Regions from separate parts of the Homo sapiens genome. Here region 1 is linked to region 2. A link is an interaction called in ENCODE POLR2A ChIA-PET data of the cell type or tissue named here. Cell type or tissue: endothelial cell of umbilical vein. All regions are shown on one strand. Each heading gives the region's core, and the rest is flanking DNA. Links, peaks and the distances in the headings are about the cores only. Region 1 has its middle 52 kb from the start of MIR6080. Region 2 overlaps GNA13 (G protein subunit alpha 13).

Region 1 (11,523 bases), core at 4,260-8,259, 280 kb before region 2:
TGGGTGAAGGGAGTGAGACCCTGTCTCAAAAAAAAAAAAAAAAAAAAAAAAAGCTCTGAATCTATAGGTTCCAGCCCTGAGAAATTCTGGATAAAATGGAGTTAACAGTTCACCTGCCTCAGGTGAGATAATATAAAACTAGAAAGGTCCATACCATTGTAATATCTAATTGAATCTATTTGTCAAAACAGTACCCAAATGCAGTATGTTCAGAAACCTTATAGTGTTAGGTAATAATAACCATAGACAAGATAAAAAATATGGGCTGGGTGTGGTGGCTCGCACCTGTTATCACAGCATTTTGGGAGGCCAAGGTAGTAGGATCACTGGAGGCCGGGAGTTTGAGACCAACCTGGGCAACATAGCAAGACCCCATCTCTATAAAAAAATATATATATAAAGATATATATTATATATATATTTGTACATGTTAACTTGAGGTGAGGGGTGCAGGGAGGGTGGAAAGGAGAAAGTAATAATATTAAGCATCAGTAAACAACTCTAGAGCCAGGCATGGTGACTCACTCCTGTGATCCCAGCTTTTTGAGAGGTTGATGCAGGAGGATTGCTTGAGGCCAGGAGTTCAAGACCAGCCTTGGCAACATAGTGAGACTCTCCCATCTCTAAAACAACAACAAAAAGTTAATTAAAAATTAAAAGAAAAGAAAACTTCATAGCCGTCTTCTCCAGGAAAACAAGTCCCAAAGCCACTTGCCACTGATGCAGAGGTGCGCAGAGCCCGAGGAACACGGAACCATAGCAGCTCTGCAAGTTGATTTTATTCCAGGCTAAAAGATGCTACTTCTCAAAGAAAGGAGCTTGGAGCGTCTCTGTTTATGAATTCATTTTTCAGGGGTGGGGTGATTTCAAGAGTCCAGGCTGTTTCCTGACCATGCACACTGTGCCGGCCTGGAAGCCTCAGGCCCCAGCCAGGCTGACCACGAGCCAGACCCGGAGTAAGCTTCGTCCCACGCTTCCTGTCGGTCCAGGCAGCCTGAGTTTCCTGGTGACCCTTCCCTGCACCCAGCTGATTCAAAGGCCTGGCAAGGCCTGGTGCCAGCCAAGAAAATCTGAGGCAGCCAGGTTTGTTATTTCAAATCTCTAAACCTTCAGACCTTTGTGCTTGGCTTACATATGTGAAAGTTAAAACAAGGATGTGTGTCGCAGTGGTGATTATAATTCAAGTAAGCAAAGATCCCTGCATGACCAGCCTTCAAATGTCAGCCCATGCTGAAGTTAACACATTTAACTCATAGAACAAAATAATTAAAATGAGGAGTAGATGCAAAATGGTACTGCCATTCTAGAAAACAGTTTGGCAGTTTCTTATAAAGTTAAACGTACACTTACCACAAGAACCAGCAATCACTCTCCTGGGTATTTATCCCAGAGAAATGAAAATTTATGTTCATATAAAATATTGTACACAAATAATTATAACAGCTTTATTTGTAATAGTCGTGTATCAGTCAGGATTCTCCAAAGAAATAGGACCAATAGAAGAGAGATATATACATAATAAATCATATATATAAATGAAATATATAAGAAGCTATATATATATGTACACACATACAGATATCTCTCAGAGTTCTCCAAAGAAATAGAACCAACTATATATATATTATATGTAATATATTATATTACATATATTACATGTAATATAATATATATTATATATAAAATGTATGTAATATATTATATATAATATATGTAATATAATATATTATATAAAATGTATGTAATATATTATATATAATATATGTAATATAATATATATAATGTATGTAATATAATATATATATTATATATAAAATAAATCATGGCCAGGCATGGTGGCTCACACCTGTAAACTCAATACTTTGGGAGGCCGAGGCAGGAGGATCACTTGAACCCAGGAGTTTGAGACCACCTGAGCAACATAGTGAGACCCCGTCTCTACAAAAAACATTTTTTTAAATTAGCCAGGTGTGAGCCAGGCATGGTGGCTCATGCCTGTAATCCTAGCACTTTAGGGGGCTGAGGCAGCAGATCACCTTGAGCTCAGGAGATCAAGACCAGCCTGGGCAACATGGTGAAACTCCATCTCTACAAAAAATACAAAAATTAGCCAGGCATGGTGGCACATGCGTGTGGTCCCAGCTACTCAGGAGGCTAAAGCTGGAGAATTTCTTGAACTGGGGAGGTGGAGGTTGCAGTGAGCCAAGATCAGGCCACTGCACTCCAGCCTGAGTGACAAAGTGAGACCCTATCTCAAAAAAAAAAAAAAAAAAATGTCCAGCAGCTACTCAGGAGACTGAGGTGGGAGCATTGCTTGAGCCCAGGAGGTTGAGGCTGCAGTGAGCCATGATCACACCATTGTACTCAAGCCTTGGTGACAGAGCAAGACCCTGCCTCAAAAAAATAAAAAGACATATGTATAAGAAATGATATATATTGATCTATATAGATAAATGATATGTATATAATAAATCATATATATATAATATATACATTTATTACAAAGAATTGGCTCATGTGATTATGGAGGTTGACAAATCCTAAGATGTGCAGTCAGCCAAGCTGAAGACCAAGGAGGATCGACGGTGGTGTTCCAGTGCCAAGGCCAGCAGGCTGGATACCCAGGAAGCGCAGATGTTTCGGTTCCAGTCCAAAGGCAGGAAAAAAACTGATGTCTCAGCTCAAAGGCAGTCAGGCAGGAGGAATTCTTTGTTATTCAGGAAAGATAGTCTATTTGTTCTATTCAGGCCTTCAACTGATTGGATGAGGCCCACCCATCTTAGGGAGGGCAGTCGGCTTTATTCAGTCTATTGACTTAGATGTTAAACTCACCCAAAATCACCCTCACAGAAACACCCAGAATACTGTTTGATCAACTGTCAGGCCACCCCATAGCCCAGTGAAGTTGACACATAAAATTAACCATCACAAGCCAAAAATTAGAAACAAGCCAAATGTCCCTCAACAAGTAAACAGATAAACACATGATGGTCTATCCATTCAGTGAAGTAACTCAGCAGTAAAAGGTAATGAGCAATTGATCCATGCAACAATGTGGATGGGTCTCAGGGCTTTTTGCTGAGTGGAAAAAGCCAATCTCAAAAGGCCAGTCTGATTCCATTTATTTAACATTCTTTCTTTTTTTTTTTTTTGAGATGGAGTCTTGCTCTGTCGCCCAGGCTGGAGTGCAGTGGCCTGATCTTGGCTCACTGCAACCTCCACCTCCCAGGTTCAAGCGATTCTCCTGTCTCAGCCTCCCGAGTAGCTGGGACTACAGGTGCACACCACCACGCCCAGCTAATTTTTGTATTTTTAGTAGAGATAGGGTTTTACCATGTTGGCCAGGATGGTCTCGATCTCATGGCCTCGTGATCTGCCCCCTCAGCCTCCCAAAGTGCTGGGATTACAGGCATGAGCCAATGTGCCCGGCCAACATTCTTTTGTTTTTTGTTTTTTTTTTTGAGATGGAGTCTCGCTCTGTAGCCCAGGCTGGAGTACAGTGGCACGATCTCAGCTCATTGCAACCTCTGCCTCCCTGGTTCAAGTGATTCTCATGCTCTGGCCTCCTGAGTAGCTGGGATTACAGGTGTGCACCACCATGCCCGGCTAATTTTTGTATTTTTAGTAGAGAGAAGGTTTCAACATGTTGGCTAGGCTGGTCTCGAACTCTTGACCTCAAGTGATCTGCCTGCCTCGGCCTCCCAAAGTGCTGGGATTACAGGCATGAGTCACTGTACCTGGCTTTATATAACATTCTTGAAGTGACAAAATCATAGAGTTGGAGAATAGATCAGCAGTTCCAGGGGTTATGGTAGGAGGAAGGATGTGACTGAGGGGTAACAGGAAGAAATTTTATCTTTTCTTTTTTTTTTTTTTTGAGACAGAGTCTTGCTCTGTCACTCAGGCTGAAGTCCAGTGGCACGATCTCAGCTCACTGAGACCTCCGCTTCCCAGGCTCAAGCAGTCCTCCCACATCAGCCTCCCTCACAGTTGGGACTGCAGGAGCGTGCCACTGGGCTCAGCTATTTTTGTATTTTTTGTAGAGATGGAGTTTCATCATGTTGAGATGAGATCAGGCTGGTCTCAAACTTCGGAGCTCAAGTGATCCACCTGCTTCAGCCTCCCAGAGTTCTAGGATTATAGGCATGAGGCACCATGCCCAGCCCCAGGAAGAAATTTCTTAGTGGTGATGGAATACTTCTGTGTTCTCATTGTGGGGATGGTCACTTGAATCTATGCATATGATAAAATTTCATAAAACTTGTCCAGGCTCAGTGGCCTGTAATCCCAGCACTTTAAGAGGCCAAAGTGAAAGGATCACTTGAGACCATGAGTTTGAGGTTACAGTGAGCTATGATTGTGCCACTTCTCTCCAGCCTGTCTCAAAAATTTTTTTTTCATAGAATTACATGCCAAAAGAAAAAGATGAGTGTCTCTTTCATGTGTATCTATTATGTTCCCAACACTGCTTTTGGGACTTTACACACAGTAACTGGCCGGGTGCGGTGGCTCACACCTATAATCCGAGCACTTTGGGAGGCCAAGGTAGGCGGATGGCTTGAGTCCAGGGGTTCGAGACCAGCCTGGGCCATAGTGAGACCTCATTTCTACAGGAAAAAAAATAATAATGATGGTGTGTGCCTGTAGTCTCAGCTACTCGGGAAGCTGAGCTGGGAGGATTGCTTGAGCCTGGGAGGTCAAGGCTGCAGTGAGCCAACATTGCGTCACTGCACTCCAGCCTGGGCGACAGAGTGAGATTCTGTCTCAAAAAATAAAAACAAAAACAAACCAGACAGACAGTCACCTTAGGAATAAACACTATATCCCCACTTTATAGTCAAGGAAACACTGAGAGAGTGTAATCACCACCCAGTCACATAGCTGGTAAGCGGCAAAACCAGGATTTAAACCAAGTCTACCTGACTCCAAGGCTTTGGCCCTTTCTCATGTTGCCTGCTAACATACACACAAGCTCCAAAGAATGGGGCCTCCATCCTGCCCGTGATAGATATTTCTAGCCCTGATGTTGCCTCGCACCACAGCAGAGTGTCCTGCACTGTGTTTTCTACATTCCCTGGATAAACACAGAAAGTCCTGCTCTGTGAAGAGGCCATCAAAATTAGCACAGAGATGAGGCATTGGAGAGCAAACTCCAGGACAAGTCCAGAGGGACAGATGGCTCAGCCCGAGGTCAGGGTCCTCTTTATACCTCACTTGAATTTAGGCGGCAGGCTGGGCATGATGGCTCATGCCTGTAATCCCAGCACTTTGGGAAACCAAGGCAGGTGGATCACCTGAGATTAGGAGTTCGAGACCAGCCTGGGCAATATGGCAAAACCCCATCTCTACCAAAAAACTAGCCAGGTGTGGTGGCACGCATCTGTAGTCCCAGCTACTCAGGAGGCTGAGGCAGGAGAATCCCTTGAGCCAGGGAGACGGAGCTTGCAGTGAGCCAAGATCGCTCCATTGCACCCCAGCCTGGGCAACAGAGTGAGTCTCTGTCTCAAGAAAAAAAAGAAGAATTTAAATGGCAACCAAATTCCCAGGGGTGTGTGTCTCTGGGATGCCTCCCCTGACTCCCTCCAGGCTGAGCTGCGGACCCATCATCCACGCTCCCACATCAGCAAGATTTACGTTAATCAAGGACCTAGTGTGTGGCTCTAGAATCACCAATGTATCCTTTGTTGATGCGGGAGCCTCTCACAGAACTTGGCCTGGGTAGAAGCGCAGTAAGCGTTTGCTGAGTGAATGAATGAACTGCAAGAATCTCATGCAAGGGCTGTGGACTCAAATGCCTTCAGAGGCCAGGCAGACACCACCAATGAATGAGGTTGGGGGTGGTGATTCGTGGAGAGTGGAGAGGACAGGGGTGGAGTGGGGACATGTGCCCGAGCCACCGGGGCAGCTGCCACTCCGCTTGCCCTCATGCCACCAGGCAGGAATGTGGGCCATCTATTACCACATCTGATTTTTCAAAAGAAGCCAAAATCCAGTCTTTTATGATGAGCTTCTGATTTTTTCACGTTGCGGACTAATTTTAAGTTTTTTAAATTAAGTGAGGGCCAAACGAAACACATATGCTAGTTGAATACTGCCCAGAGGACATGGTTTGGAATTTCTGCTTTGAAACTTCAGGATGTTCCAGCGTTTCTGATGCAGTGACAGTGATTTTCCTGATGACTACGAGACAAAGGTGTCCACAGCAGGTAAAGGAAAGCCAGTGCCACCAACAGCCATAAGCCAATTCCATGTGGACGGCCTCCTCTGCTGACATCCCACTGGGAGAGCCGGTAAGAACTCTGAAGGCGGGGTTGCAGGGAGGACAGGGAGGAGGGTACAGATGACCTATGACTGCTGGCTGGCATAGTACGACTCTTGTATAACTTGAATTCTCATGAAACATGCATTTTTGATGGATTATTGGATTATTTTCATCCTTGCACTAGTGGCACAAAGACCGGACAATCCCATGTAATGGACAAAAGATAGTGCCACTTGCACCAGAGGGAAGCTAGGACAAGGCTGGACAAGGTCCTGGGAAAGAGGCCACAGGTGGCAAATCCACCCCGCCTGAAGGACCTCATCTGGGTGCAGACTTCTACCTCCCACCATTGCTTCAATACCGGAGGTCTTTCCTTGTTTTCCTCACCAGACAGTTCTTTTTCTCAAACTAAGGAAATGAGCACACATCTCAGAGTGGCCCCAGTTCAAATCCTTCCTCTACCATTCGCTGACTGTGATGAACAGCTTTGGAATCCCCATTTGTCCATCTTTCCAACATGACTCATATATGTTGATATCACACATCCCGGATGTGATAGGATGAGGGCACTTCATCTCTTAGGTGTTCTTCCCAAAATTCTGCAGTCCCAGTCTAATCATGAGAAGACCAGAAACTGTCACCAGTCAGCGGAGACTAAGGAGACATGGACACTCAACGCACCATGGTGTCCTGGATTAGGTCCAGGAAGGGAAAGAGGCCATTAGTAAGACAACTGCTGAGACCTGAAGAAAGTGTTTAGTCCAGTTGAAAAATCATGGATCTAGACCAGGCAAGGTGGCTCACACCTGTAATCCCAGCACTTTGGGAGGCCGAGATGGGTGGGTCATTTGAGGTCAGGAGTCTGAGACCAGCCTGGCCAGCATGGTGAAACCCCATCTCTACTACAAATACAAAAGTTAGCCAGACGTAGTGGCGTGCACATGTAATCCCAGCTACTCAGGAGGCTGAGGCAGGAGAATTACTTGAACCTGGGAGATGGAGGTTGGAGACGGAGTTTGCAGTGAGCCGAGATTATGCCACTGAACTCCAGCCTGGGGGACAGAGTGAGACTCCGTCTCAAAATAATAATAATAATAATAATAAACAATAAATAATAAATAATAAAATAAAAATAAAAATTATGGGGCAGGGTGTGGAGGCTCATACCCATAATCCCAGCACTTTAGGAGGCTGAGACAGGTGGATCACCTGAGGTCAGTAGTTCAAGACCAGCCTGGCCGACATGGTGAAACCTCATCTCTACAGAAAATGCAAAAACTACCCAAGCATGGTAGCATGTGTCTGTAGTCCTAGCTACTTGGGAGGCTGAGGTGGGAGGATTGCTTGAGCCTGGGAGGTGGAGGTTGCCACAAGCTGAGATTGCACTACTGTGCTCCAGCCCTGGTGACAGAGTGAGACTCTGTCTCAAAAAAAAAAAAAAGATAAATAATAATAAAAATAGTTAAGATGGCAAATTTTATGTTATATGTATTTTACCACACTTTTTTTTTTTTTGAAACGGAGTCTCACTTTGTCACCCAGGCTGGAGCACAATGGTGCGATCTCAGCTCACTGCAACCTACATCTCCTGAGTTCAAGCAATTCTCCTGCCTCGGCCTGCTGAGTAGCTGGGATTACAGGCACCCACCATCACACTCGGCTAATTTTTGTATTTTGGGTAGAGATGGGTTTCACCATATTGGCTAGGCTGGTCTCGAACTCCTGACCTCAGGTGATCCGCCCAACTCAGCCTCCCAAAGTGCTGGGATTACAGGTGTGACCCACTATGCCCAGCCCACAATTTCTTAAAATAATAAAGAAACGAATACAGATTTGACTGTATATGTGCGTGTGCATGTATGTGTACACATCCACATTCCCTAGCTGTATCCACTGAGAGGGACACGGAACAGCCTCATCCTAGTAGCAGTGAGCACATGTAGCATCCAGATCTTGACTTCTAAATACCATTTTCAAAAAAAGAGAACCAGGATCTTCAGAGAACAGACTGATTCCAGGGCTGAGACCAAAAAAAAAAAAAAAAAAAAAATACAGATGCTCCTGGAACAGCTTGTACTAGAAAGCTCAAAGAATGGTGGGTCACTGCAAAAGGAAAAGGGCACAGCTGCGAGCTTGAGTGGGCTCCCACTGGCCAAACTGGGAATTTTTTTTTTTTTTTTGATACAGAGTCTCACTCTGTCACCCAGGCTGGAGTGCAGTGGCACGATCTTAGCTCACTGCAACCTCCGCTTCCCAGGTTCAAGCAATTCTTGTGCCTCAGCCTCCCAAGTAGCTGGGACTACAGGTGTGTGCCACCACACCTGGTTAATTTTTGTATTTTTAGTAGAGATGGGGTCTCACCATGTTAGCCAGGCTGGTCTCGAACTCCTGACCTCAAGTGATCCACCCGCCTCAGCCTCCCAAAGTGCTGGGATTACATACATGAGCCACTACACCCGGACTGGGAATAATTTAATTATTACAGTGAATAGTGAGAGTCATGGATTATAACCTATTGCATTCACGAGTCCATGCAGACATAGATAAATCACTTGCCAAAGATCACAATGGGATAAGATAGCACTGGGGACGAGGGACGCTCACTCTCATTTTCCTTTAGCACTTCTTTCCCCCCAGATACTGTAAGTGGGAAGGACATGACACATAGAGCAAGCTGGAGGCCCAGGAAATTCCTAGAGAGAGTGTCCAGGACATATGGACTTTTGAGATCTGTCCAGTGTCATTTCCTGTTTCAAATCATGCTGGGGGAAGGGAAGGTGCAGGAGGTGCAGTGAGGGAGGGGGCGTAGGGGTGAGAGAGGCCGGAGAGCAGGGAGGAGGCTGGTCCATCAGCTGCAGCTGCCAATGATGCCTGCTGGGGGGTGTATGGGCGAGGGACCTCCTGGAGAGCGAGGTGCCCACATCTGGTTCACATTGAAGGGTAAAAACAAACAGGTTTGTGAGCTGGAAGAAGCCCAGTGGACTGAGCCAAGCCGTGCTGCTTGGACACTAGGGCACAGCATCCCCTCTTCCACGGGTCACTGGGCCTGGCCAGCTCCCAAGGGCTTGCAGAGGGGACGCGGTTGGAATAAGGCCATCTTCTCTGCTTGGAACCACATTATCTGGGTCCAGCTCCTCCTAATGTACAAACCGGCCTCATCGTGTGTCCGGAGAGGCTGGTTCTTTGATTTGTAGATGACTCATTTCAGGCTCTTGAACGAGACTGAGACTGCACATGTACCAAATGTCACCATGTCCACCCAGAGGGCTTGTTTGTGCTTCGTGTAATGTCTCCCTTGGCTAGGAAGAGACAACGGCTTGCTGTGGGATCTGGAGCAACTTTCTTAACTTCTATGAGCCTCAGTTTCCCCAGGTATAAAATGGAAACAACAGTTCCTCCTTAAGGGGTCATGGTTGGCCTATTAGAGTTACTGAGTATCGGGCCCAGCCGCAGTGCCAAAAATCTCTCAATCAACGTCCACCATTCCTACTGGTCATTTGGACTCCAGCCTTATCTCTTCTACTGGGTATCTAAAGTTAGCCTGTAGTCCCAGCTACTTGGGAGGCTGAGGTAGGAGGATCACTTGAACTCGGGAGGCAGAGGTTGCAGTGAGTCAAGATCATGTCACTGCACTCCAGCCTGGGTGACAGAGTGAGACTCTGTCTCAAAAAAAAAAAAAAAAGTTTTAGGAAAAAAAGACTTTCCTCTAGGCCAGGCAGGCATGGTGGCTCACACCTGTAATCCCAGCAGTTTGGGAGGCTGAGGCAGGTGGATCCCCTGGACAATATAGTGAGACCCAATATCTGCAAAAAAAAAAAAAATTAAAAATTAGCTGAGCATGGTGGCACACGCCTGTAGTCCCAGCTATATGGGAGGCTGAGGCAGGAGGATCACTTGAGCCCAGGAGGCAAAGGTTGCAGTGAGCTGTGATGGCGCCATTGCACTTCAGCCTGGGTGACAGAGTGAGACCCTGCCTCAAAAATAAATAAATAAGTAAATAAATAAGGCCAGGCACAGTGGCTCATGCCTGTAATCCCAGCACTTTGGGAGGCCGAGGCAGGCAGATCACTTGAGGTCAGGAGTTTGAGACCAGCCTGGCCAACAGGGCCAGACCCTGTCTCTACTAAAAATACAACAATTAGCCTGGTGTGGTGGCTCATGCCTGTAATCCCAGCTACTCAGAGGCTGAGGCAGGAGAATTGCTTGAATCTGGGAGGCGGAGGTTGCAGTGAGCCAAGATTATGCCACTGCACTCCAGCCTGGGCTACAGAGCGAGACTTTGCCTCATAAATAAATAAATCGGCAGCAGACAGCAGGGAGCTGATTCATTCTGGAGAGAGCCCTGAGGCCCGTGTCCTGGCCAGCACCTTTTAGAGACCTCAGCTTCCTACCCTAAACTCACCTCTTGCTGTCCCCAAACTTACAGAAAAGGATGTTGTCCCTTTGCCAGATGCAATCAGTTTGCGCTCCTCCAGCACCCTCCAGGGTGTTCCTGGGGAGTCCGCTTCTGTGGGCCCACTTGTCAGCTGTCAAAAGCCCTTGGCCGGCCGGGCTTGGTGGCTCACGCCTGTAATCCCAGCACTTTGGGAGGCTGAGGTGGGCGGATCACAAGGTCAGGAGTTGGAGACCAGCCTGGCCAATATGGTGAAACCCCGTGTCTACTAAAAATACAAAAACTGGCCAGGCAAGGTGGCGGGCGCCTGTAATCCCAGCTACTTGGGAGGCTGAGGCAGGAGAATTGCTTGAACCTGGGAGGCGGAGGTTGCAGTGAGCCAAGATCACGCCACTGCACTCCAGCCTGGGCGACAGAGGGAGACTCTGTCTAAAAACAACAACAACAACAACAACAACAACAACAACAACAACAACAAAAGCCTTTGTCCAGGAGCCACTGCAAAGCACAAGCCCGGGACACCATCCACCTTGGTCCTTGGGAGAAGGTGAAATTAGACAAACTGGTTACACCTTGGCAAATCATTTGACCTCATTGTGCCTCAGTTTTCTCCTCTGTGAAAAGAACTTTTTTTTTTGAGATGGAGTTTCGCTCTTGTTGCCCAGGCTGGAGTGCAATGGCACGGTCTCAGCTCACTGCAACCTCTGCCTCCCAGATTCAAGTGATTCTCCTGCCTCGGCTCCCTAGTAGCTGGGATTACAGGAGCCCGCCACCACGCCCAGCTAATTTTTTGTATTTTTTGTAGAGACAGAGTTTTACTATGTTGGCCAGGCTGGTCTAGAACTCCTGACCTCAGGCGATCCACCCA
Region 2 (11,523 bases), core at 4,618-8,617:
GCAGGGTGGCAAAGGTGATGCTACAGCCCAACAATTTCACACATTTGTTTCCAGTTTATTTTATTTTATTATTTTTTTTTGAGACAGAGTGTCTCCCTTCACCCAGGCTGGAGTGCAGTGGCTCCATCCTGGCTCACTGCAACCTCCGCCTCCCGAGTTCAAGCGATTCTCCTGCCTCAGCCTCCTGAGTAGCCGGGATTACAGGTGCAAACCAGCATGCCCGGCTAATTTTTGTATTTTTTTTTTTTTTTAGTAGAAACGGGGTTTCACCATATTAGCCAAGCTGGTCTTGAACTCCCAACTTCAGTTGATCCACCCGCCTCGGCCTCCCAAAGTGTCATGTGTGAGTCACCATGCCCAGCCTGGTTTCCAGTTTCTTTGGGGGAAAATTGCCAAGGCAAAACCCAAATGAAACGAAGAGGATGATAGAGAAAGAGGAAAGAAGGAAGGCAAAGCAAAGGGAGTGAAGAAGTAGATAAAAATAAAAATAGCTGCCCCTCAGCCTGGGCAACATAGGAAGACCCCCACTCTAAGAAAATTTTAAAAAATTAACCAGATGTTGTCACAAGCACCTGTAGTCCTAACTCCTCGGGAGGCTGAGACTGGAAGATTATTTGAGCCCAGGAGGCTGCAGTGAGCTATGACTGCACCAGTGTACACCAGCCTGGGCAACAGAGTGAGACCCTGTCTCTAGGAAAAAGAAAAAACAGCTACCCCCAATTCCTATCCCATGCCTGGCACTGCAGCACTTTCTGCATTTGATGTTAAACTGAACCTGCCGCATAGGTGTTATAGGTAAGGCAAGCGACACGCAGAGGGGCTGGCATTTGCCTAAGGCCACACAGCTCAGGAAACACAGAAGCCTGGATTTGAATCCAAGTCCATCTTATGTTAAAGCCCATGTTCTTGCTTACTGATCACAGAAGCACCCTACTCTCATTCCTTAAAGAATCTTACAAAACGAAAGAAAAAAGCAGCACAGCAATTCTCTAGAAAATCCATTAGCGGGCACGGTGGCTCATGCCTGTAATCCCAGCACTTCGGGTGGCTGAGGCTGGTGGATCACCTGAGGTCAGGAGTTCGAGACCAGCCTGGCCAACATGGCAAAACCCCATCTCTACTAAAAATAGAGAAATTACCAGCCTGGCCAACACGGCAAAACCCCGTCTCTACTAAAAATAGAGGAATTACCAGCCTGGCCAACATGGTCCAGTCTGGCCAACATAATGAAACTTCATCTCTACTAAAAATACAAAAATTAGCTGGGCGTGGTGGCACACGCCTGTAATCCCAGCTACTCAGGAGGCCAAGGCAGGAGAACCGCTTGAACCCGGGAGGCGGAAGCTGCAGTGAGCTGAGATTGCGCCACTGCACTCCAGCCTGGGTGACAGAGCGAGACTCCATCTCAAAACAAACAAAAATTTAGCTGGGCATGGTGGTGGGCACCTGTAATCCCAGCTACTTGGGAGGCCAAGGCAGGAGAATCACTTGAACCCGAGAGGCAGAGGTTGCAGTGAGCTGAGATCATGCCACTGCACTGCAGCCTGGGCAACAAGAGTGAAACTCCATCTCAAAAAAAAGAAAAAAAGAAAAGAAAATCCATTAGTTAGAGTTGAAAGCTTGAGTGAGAAAATGTAGTGAGTTATGTCTTATGCTGGAATAGCAGTTTGGATCTCTTGTATTGTTGAGCAAAAAGGCCATTAAAGAAATGGAGCACAGTAAGGCTGGCAAGAAAGCGCTGCCCCGCAGGGCTTCATTATAATGAGGCCACGAGGGGCTTCTGGCTGAGATGAAAGATCTTGATGTCATGGATCCAGCATAACTCAGTCCTTCTTGCCTTCTGGTGTGGACCCTACTCAAGCCCAGGCTTTGAAACTGATTATGTTTACAACATTTCCCCAATGAGGGTATGATCTCTTTATTCTTTCTGACTTTTTATGATGAGAAGTTTCAAACATACACAAAATTTGAAAGAAGAGAATCAGGAACACCTAAGAACAGAATAATGGACAATTAATATCTTACCACTTGCTTTATTTCTCTGTCTCTGTCTCTCTCTCTTCCTCGATTTCCTCCTTGGCTTCCTTGATACCCCTCCCTCCGAGAGCACACGCCTTTCTGATGCTCCTACTTGGACAGTTCTCTGTCCTCCTCTTGAAGCCAAGGTTTCCTGCTAGCCCACTTCTCTCCTGACTCTAGGCAGTCAGTCCCCTAGGACAGGGGTCCCCAACCTCTGGGCCACAGACCAGTATTGGTCCATGGTTTGTTAGGAACTGGGCCACACAAGCAGGAGGTGAGCAGTGGGTGAATGAGGGAAGCTTCCTCTGAATTTACAGGCGCTCCCCATTGCTCGCATTACCGTGAGCTCCGCCTCCTGTCAGATCAGCGGTGGCATTAGATTTTCATAGGAGCGCAAACCCTATTGTGAACTGTGCATTTGAGGAATCGAGATTGAGCACTCCATATTAGAATCTAATGCTCGATGATCCGTCACTGTCTCCCATCAACCCCAGATGGGACTATCTAGTTGCAGGAAAACAAACTCACTGCTCCCACTGATTCTACATTATGGTGAGTTGTATAATTATTTCATTATATATTACAGTGCAATAATAATAGAAATAAAGTGCACAATAAATGTAACATGCTTTAATCATCCCAAACCCACTATCCCCACTTGGTCCGTGGAAAAATTGTCTTCCACAAAACCGGTCCCTGGTGCCAAAAAGGTTGGGGACCACTGCCCTAGAACCATCTCCCTACAACCCACAGCTTCAGCCACTGTGCTTGTAGCTTACATTCTGCACTTTTATCAATCAGACCTCTCCACTGAGCTTGAGACCTGTAGATCCAGCTGCAGTTAGATGCCCCAAAGGGACCTCAGACTCAGCATGTCCCTCAGAGCCTACCTGGCCCACCCAAGTCTGTTTCTTCCCCCAGACGTCCTATTTCAGGAATGGCTCCATCCAGTTGCTCCACCAGAAACCTGGGCAGCCTGCTGGGTTTCACCCTCTTCCCTCCACCTGCTGCTTCCAAGTGCTCTGTCCAGTTTTCTGCCTGAAGTATCCTTTTCATTCACCTCCTTCCAATTCCATTGCTAATGTATAAGCTCAGGTATCTTGCTTTTCCTGTACCTCAGCAGCCCTCACTTCAGTTCTTGCCTCCGGCCAGTTGTCACCCTCACTGGGATTACTGTAATACCGCTGAGGTCATGTCGTTCTGCCTCTTGTTTTTCTTTTTCTTTTTCTTTTTTTTTTTGAGATGGAGTCTTACTCTGTCACCTAGTCTGGAGTGTCGTGGTGCGAACTCAGCTCATTGCAACCACCTCCCAGGTTCAAACGATTCTCCTGCCTCAGCCTCCTTAGTAGCTGGGATTACAGGAGTGTGCCATGCCCGGCTAATTTTTTTTTTTTTTTTTGACAGAGTCTTGCTCTGATGCCCAGGCTGGAGTGCAGTGGCGTGATTTCAGCTCACTGCAACCTCCGCCTCTCAGGTTCAAGTGATTCTCTCACCCCAGCCTCCCAAGTAGCTGGGATTACAGGCATGCGCCACCATGCCTGGCTAATTTTTGTATTTTTAGTAGAGATGGGGTTTCACTGTGTTGGCCAGGCTGGTCTTGAACTCCTGACCTCAAGTGATCTGCCTGCCTTGGCCTCCCAAAGTGCTGGGATGACAGACGTGAGCCATTGCACTCGGCCCCATTCCACTTCTTATAATGCTTACTGGTTTTTCATGCCCATGGGATAAAAGCCAACGGTGTTGATCTGGCACGTGAGGACCTCCATGACATGTTCACTGCTCATTTACTCAGCTTTACCTCTTGCTACTCATCCACCACCTTTCTATCTTCCAACTGGTTAGGGTTCTTGCTGCTACCCAACTTGTAAGCCCCACACACCTCAGTGCCTTCGCACATGCGGTACCCTCTGTCTAGGACTCCCTTCCATACCTGTGTCTGACTCATCTTTTATCATAGTCTTTCATATTTTTGTTCCCCTTACTAAACAGTGAACTTTTGGGGGTGGGGATCAGGGAACTGTTTCTCCTCCTTACCCTCATCACCTTACAGAAGGCTATCAGTGAAAGGTGCTCGATCAAAGCTAGATAATGAAAGAACTCCCGGCTTTCTTACTGACACAATGTTCCACCATCTGGCATGCAGCCTTTCCTGCGTGTTAGGTCTAGGTAAATTTAAGACATCTTTAAAGCCCCAGCCCAAACACCTTCTCTTCCACAAAAGTATCCCTGCCAGGCTGGGCAACACAGTGAGACCCTGACTCTACAAAAAAAAAATAATAATAATAATTGGGCACAGTGGCACGCACCTGTGGTCCTAGCTACTTGGGAGGCTGAGGCAGGAACATCACTTGAGCCCAGGAGGTCAAGACTGCAGCGAATTGTGATCCTGCTTCTGCAATCCACCCTGGGTGACAGAGCGAGACTGTGCCTCAAAAAAAAAGAAGAAAAAAAAAAAAAGGCTGGGCACAGTGGCTCATGCTTGTAATCCTAACACTTTGTGGGGCTGAGGTGGGTGGATCTCCTAAGGTCAGGAGTTCAAGACCAGCCTGGCCAACATGGTGAAACCCTGTGTCTACTAAAAATACAAAAAATTAGCTGGGTGTGGTAGCGGGTGCCTGTAATCCCAGCTACTCGGGAGGCTGAGGCAGGAGAATCGTTTGAACCCAGGAGGCGGAGGTTGCAGTGAGCCAAGATTGCGCCACTGCACTCCAGCCTGGGTGACAGAGTGAAACTCCATCTCAAAAAAAAAAAAAAAAAAAAGAAAAAGAAAAAAGTGTCCCTGATTGCACGTAGATGGAAGGAATTGCCTTTCTCTGAAGGCTTGGAGCATTGTATCTAGTCCCCTCGAATGGCGTCTTGACTTAAGTACTTATGCACCTGTGTCTTCTCCCCTGCTGGACTGGAAGCATCTTAAATTCAACTCCATAAGTGGATCATTTTCTTATCACCCAAAGTGTCCAGCACACGGGTGACATAGTAGACATTTAACAAATTCAGTTAAATTCTACAAACATTTTTTGAGCACTTATATATACCCATCAAGCTACTAGACTGAGGATTCAGAGGCAAATGAGACAAATACAGTGATCTCTGACTTCCGGGAGCTTACAGTCTAATCTAGAAGTCAGACTGGAAGACAAATAGTTACACATGTGATGACCGAGATCAATGCAGTAGGTGAACTCTTGTAAAGCAAGCAAGGGGAGGTGTACTCTGTGCAGGGCAAATGCAGGGCTGATCTTCTGCCTCTAAATGTTTATTAAGTTTTTTCTTCATATAAAAGTGACCAATCCTCTTCGTAGAAAATTTGGAAAAGAGAAAAGTGTAAAGAGGACAAAATACTTTGTGATTCCCATCACTCAGAAAAGCTAACATTTTGCTATATTTACTTTTAATCTCTTTGCTAACTTTGTGGAGTGACTGAAGTCTCAAATTCTTTGAACAGCCTTATTGAGATATAATTCATATGCTATAAAACTGGAGAGCCAGTCTCCATACTGGCAGGGTGGCATTCTCTCCACTCCTCCACAGTCAGATTCTCATCACAATTTGATTGAGATTTGAATTAGATTGAGTCCGATGGGCACTCTAAGAGCTTAACAGGAGCATCTGTGTAACAATGTCGAGTTCACAGCACAGTGGAGTGGAGGAGCTAAGAATCTATGAACAATAATAGCTTCAAGATAAGGTACAGAGGTCAGGCGAGGTGGGTCATGCCTACAATCCCAGCACTTCGGGAGGCTGAGGTGGGCAGATTGTTTGAGCTCAGGAGTTAGAGACCAGCCTGGGTAATATAGTGAGACCTCATCTCTACCAAAAAAAAAAAAAAAAAAAAAAAATTAGCCAGATGTGGTGGTGCGTAACTGTGGTCCCAGCTACTTGAGAGGCTGAGGTGGGAGGATCACTTAAGCCTGGGAGGTCAAAGCAAAAGTGAGCTATGATTGTGTCACTGCACTCCAGCCTGGGTGGCAGAGTGAGACCCTATCTCAATAAATAATAGTAATAATAATAATAATAGTAATGTAGAGTGATTTAAGTGCCCTGAAAAAGCAATAACATGGGATAAGTACTCAGAGAAAGAACTGCTTCTAGCCCAGGATGCATAGCAATTGGGATGTCCTCCTTTGAACTGGGTCTTGAAGGATGAGTAGGATTTGCCGTGTGAACAACAGAACCAGAGAGAAGAGGTGTGGGGCAAAGAAGCCATCTAGTTTAGCTAGAGTGGAGGAAGCTGGAAGGGAAGGCCGGTTAGAAAAAGGTTGATGCAGCTGGGCATGGTGGCTCACCCCTGTAATCTCAGCACTGTGGGAGGCCGAGGTGGGCGGATCACAAGGTCAGGAGTTCGAGACCAGCCTGGCCAACATGGCGAAACCCTGTCTTTACTAAAAATACAAAAATTAGCCAGGCATGGTGGCGCGCGCCTGTAATCCCAGCTAGTGGGGAGGCTGGGGTGAGAGACTCGCCTGAACCCGGGAGGCGGAGATTGCAGTGAGCCAAGACCGAGCCACTGCACTCCAGCTTAGTGACAGAGCGAGACTCCGTCTCAAAAAAGAAAGAAAAAGGTTGATGCTGGGTCCTGAATGGTGTGGATGCCATGCAGGGAGTTGGAATACTCTTCTGTCTCACGCACTACAGAAAGGAATAATATCCGGTATTCCCGTGTTGGATTAACGCTTCTTATTTCCATTAAGTTGGGCATCCGGCTCTTCATCTAGAATATATTCCCCTTTTATAGCGATGTATGGCATCTTCCCCCAGACTATAACCTGCTACAAATGCAAGGATTGCCTGCAGAAAATTAGCCTTGATCTGTAATTTCATTAACAGAGCCAAGCTGTGGGTGCTGTGAGGTTCATTTTTCCTTTATTTCTTTCAAGATTGAGTCTTGCTCTGTCGCTCAGGCTGGAGTGCAGTGGCAATCTCAGCTCGCTGCAGCCTCTGCCTCCCAGGCTCAAGCGATTCTCCTGCCTCAGCTTCCCGAGTAGCTGGGACTACAGGCGTGTGCCACCACGCCTAGCTAATTTTTGTATTTTTAGTAGAGACGGGGTTTCACCATGTTGGCCAGGCTGGTCTCGAACTCCTGACCTCAGGTGATCCACCCGCCTCGGCCTCCCAAAGTGCTGGAATTACAGGTGTGAGCCACCAGCACCCAGGGAGGTTCATTGTTTTCAGAACAAAATTTCAACTAAGTCTGATGGTAAAATCAGCTAGTTAAATCCTACAAAGCTTACAAGAACTGGGGATTTTCCACGTAGAATAATGTGAAAGTAAAACGAAACAACTTTTTCTCCCCCCAAGGTCAGCAGTGCTTAGCCTTCAGTTCATCTTATGTTCTGTCTCCCCTTCAGCAGTTGGCAGGGGCAGAAAATCAAGCGTGTCTAAAGCGGCAGTCTAGGTCATTACGGAAGAATCATCGACTTTAAAAAAGACATGATAGCTTCTGTTTTCCTACCATGAACCTTCATGGGGAAAAGAAAAAGCAACATACTCCTCCACTCAGTATAAATGTTAATTCTGGACACAACTTCCCTCAGTATTCTTGTGGCAAACAGATAAGCTGAACACAGCCTCCTTGAATGGCTAATTTGTATCCCATACTTGTTTGAGCCTTTTGTTTTCTTGGTGTACTTCAAAGAAAAAGGAACACTGTGAAATATTCTTGCACAGCATTTTCGTGGATACCCCTTATGCCAACCACAATACCGTATTTCAGAGGCCCCACTAATTTCTGACGAAAAATTACATGTACTTTTATTTATTTACTTATTTATTTAGAGCCGGAGTCTCGCTCTGTTGCCCAGGCTGGAGTGCAGTGGCAAAATCTTGGCTCACTGCAACCTCCCCATCCCGGGTTAAAGTGATTCTCCTGCTTCAGCCTCCTGAGTTGCTGGGACTACAGGCACGTGCCACCACACCCGGCTAGTTTTTGTATTTTTAGTAGAGATAGGGTTTCACTGTGTTAGCCAGGCTGGTCTCGAATTCCTGACATCAGGTGATCCGCCAGCCTAGGCCTCCCAAAGTGCTGGGATTACAGGTGTGAGCCACCACTCCAGGCCTTTATTTTTATTTTAAATTTTTTTGAGATGGAGTTTCGCTTTGTCACCCAGGCTGGAGTGCAGTGGTGCGATCTTGGCTCATTGCAACCTCTGCTTCCCAGATACAAGCAATTCTCAGTACAGGCGCCCGCCACAGGTCTGGCTAATTTTTGTATTTTTAGTAGAGACGTGGTTTTACCATGTTGGCTAGGCTGGTCTTAAACTCCTGACCTCAAGTGATCCGCCCACCTTAGCCTCCCAAAGTGCTGGGATTACAGGCGGGAACCACCACGCCTGGCCTATAGCATGTATTTTAAAACACTGCCCTGGGCCATCTGCTTTTTGAGGATTTGCCAAATTTCCCAAGTCACCAAAACAGACCTCTAGTTTAACCTGTAAACCTTGAGTTTCCTATATTCTCAGGACCAAAAAGTCTCCCTTTTCGTTTTCAACAACCCACTCTGTGGGCAATGAAACAGGTCATTTTGGGAGAGCATCCTGTACTGACATGACATCCCACAGTGCCAATTAACCAGGATTGTGCCCACTTTGCTACACAATAGTTTGTATTGTTTCTTTTTACACAGATAAATATTCCCTTGTTCCAACAACAGCATAAAAAAGGTGTTTTTGTTTTTTAAATGACCTCTTGGTTTGTTTGGGGATTCAAATGCTCAAGTGAGTCTAGTTTCAATTTTTAAAGATCTTAAATCTCTCCCAGAAAGACCTGTTTCCAAAGTCACAGATTTTTAGATGTTAAGAGTTAGACTCAAAGTCCAAATTTTCTAACCCAGTTTCTCTTGAGATCAACAGTAACATTTCATGTTAGAGGTGAGAACCTGGAGAAGAATTTTTATTTGCCAGAGAGGTTGGAACCAGAGCAGCTAGGAGCACAGCCAGCCATTACCTCCAGCCATTTCCTCACACCTGCTTTGCAACACCAAGAGAAAGCCCTTCATTCTGTTTAGGGGAAGAACAGTACAAGCACAGCTTTATCTATCTGTCTGTCTATCTATTTACTTAGAGACAAGGTCTGGATCTATCACCCGGGCTGGAGTGCAGTGGCGCGATCTTGGCTCACTGCAACTTCCACGGCCTCCCGAGTAGCTGGGGGACTACAGGCCCATGCCACCATGCCCACCTAATTTTTGTAAAGACGGGATTTCACCATGTTGCCCAGGCTGGTTTCAAACTCGTGAGCTCAAGTGATCCGCCAGCCTTGGCCTCCCAAAGTGCTGGGATTACAAGCGTGAGCCACCACGCCCAGCCATAGCTTTCAATACATGCCAGGTAAGAAAAGGCATAAAGATGCCAAGTGATTTGACAACTGCTAACTTAGCAGGAAAGCGTAAAGGGAAAAGATGAGTAGTAACCACAGAAGGTGTGCTTGACACGATTTGATAATGATACTTTCTCTCTCTGGTTCCCAGACCCATAACCCAGTCTAATCATGTGAAAAACACCAAATTTCAACAGATGGGCATTCTACAAAATACCTGACCAGTACTCCTCAAAACTGCCAAAGTCCTCAAGCCTCTAATCCCAGCAATTTGGGAGACCGAAGCAGGCAAATCGCTTGAGCTCAGGAGTTCCAGACCAGCCTGGGCAACATGGCGAAACTCTGTCTCTACTAAAAATACAAAAAGTAGCTGGGTGTGGTGGCACGCACCTGTAATCCCAGCTACTTGGGTGGCTGAGGCAGGAGAATCACTTGAACCTGGGAGGTGGGGGTTGCAGTGAGCTGAGATCGGGCCACTGCACTCCAGCCTGGGTGACAAAGGAGTGAGACCCTGTCTCAAAAAGAAAAAACAAACAAAAAACACCTGCCAAAGTAATCAAAAACAAAGTCTGAGATAAACAGGAGTCTGTTAACTACCAAGAAGAGCTGAAGGAGACATGACGAGCGAATGTAATGTCGTGTGCTGGATGGATCCTGGAACACAAGTAAGGCATTAGGGGAAAACTAAGGAAACAAGAACAAAGCATGGGCTTTAGTGAATAATGTTATCAGTATTGGTTCATTAATTATGACAAATGTACCAAAGTAATGCAAGGCGGTAACTACGGGAACTATTATAAGGGGTGTGGAGTATAGGGGAACTCTGTACTGTCTTGAAATTTTTCTGTAAATCATAATCTAACATGAAGTTTATTTTTTTAAAAAAGATGAGTGGTCAATGTTGGTTTGTCTCCAAACATTAATTACAACAGACGTAACAGAATTATTAATATTGTCGCAGCTGGATGAACTGAGCTCAGGTACACCCTAATACAGTTTCAGTGGCCATAAGAGGAGCAGAGAAAACAAGTGGTTTCTCTTCCCCTATTCCCTTGTCAAAACATATTAAGTGTCTGAGAACTTCCTTGGAAGAAGTCCACATCTCCATTTCTAGTAAGAAGTTTCTAGACTAATATTCAAGCCAAGTGGCATTGGGATTCTGCTGAAGTAGATTTGTGCCTTAACTCAGGCCCTAGATGAAACTTTTGCTTTCAAACTTTTAGTATCTGCTTTACATTTTACAATTACCAAACTGTTAAATAACATCATAGTATTGAATTGTTTACAAATGTTTATTAAATGTCAGTAATTTTTACAAAGCAAATATTAATAGCAAGAGGCAAATGTTTTGCAAAATATGTACAAAAGTAAAAAGCTGTAATGAACTAGCAACTCATTTTATAAAATCAAACCATTCTTTCCACTTTTAGACCTCCTTTAGAAATAATTTATTGCCCATCCTGAACTAAAGCACTGACAAAAAAATTTACAACAATTATCAGATAATGTGCTTAGTTCCTGGAAAGTTATAAAAAGATATATGTAAAAAAAAAATCCTAAGCCACAAATATTTTATAGAGCTAATACGAGTCATGTTTTGTTAGGTACAGTATCTACGGGGTTATTACAAAATATACTTTTTTATAAGGCTTCTTGTGGTAAATGAGCTCTCACCAGAGTAGAGTAGTTTAGAAAAGCCATTTCAAACGTTTTGCGATTCTGCCTTCAAGTAAGAGGTAAAAGGTAAATGGCATAGTTTGTTGCACTGTTGCTTATACTGTGCAAGAATTAATCTCTACCCCTTTCTTTCCTAGTACCATCAAACAGGCATGATTAAGGACAATTTCTCACTTACTATGGCAAAAAATATTATATACAAGCTTTCTTAACACAAACCAAAGTCACATACCAAGTAGTATATGACGTTCAGTGATATTCACTGACTGAAATTTTATGCACACTGAGTTCCAGCATACTCTGATCCACCTGTAAACTTTCATCATCAACAGCAGATTTGTATATGTCACAAAACTCTCCTTATCAAGACATAAAATATTGCCATATCATTCATGCTTTCAAAACAATGTTCATATAAGCTCTCGCATTTGAAACCAGATGGTAAGACCTGAATGCTACAAGAGTGAACATAACTTAAATGCTAACTACACGTTCAAGTACAGACATAAGAAT

The links. ChIA-PET counts read pairs that join two places held together with the same protein. Peaks named below come from ENCODE experiments on the same cell type or tissue, not always from the same donor. Only the 100,000 strongest peaks of a DNase experiment are listed, where the experiment ranks them.
Region 1: POLR2A ChIA-PET joins it to region 2 with 7 read pairs; 2 of 35 experiments call an interaction of 5 or more read pairs at or near these places.

What each region holds. Positions count from the first base shown.
Region 1 is chr17:64,723,465-64,734,987 of GRCh38, forward strand. No RefSeq gene overlaps it. Among named protein-coding and RNA genes, the nearest start is that of MIR6080, 52 kb to the right of the region's middle. In endothelial cell of umbilical vein, for the core only: no CTCF peak of the experiment used is centred there; a DNase peak (open chromatin) is centred at 6,727; H3K27ac peaks cover 2,741 bases.
Region 2 is chr17:64,998,683-65,010,205 of GRCh38, forward strand. It overlaps GNA13 (G protein subunit alpha 13), which reads right to left. Exons shown (of 4, transcript NM_006572.6): 4 at 10,607-11,523. Among named protein-coding and RNA genes, the nearest start is that of GNA13, 52 kb to the right of the region's middle. In endothelial cell of umbilical vein, for the core only: no CTCF peak of the experiment used is centred there; no DNase peak of the experiment used is centred there.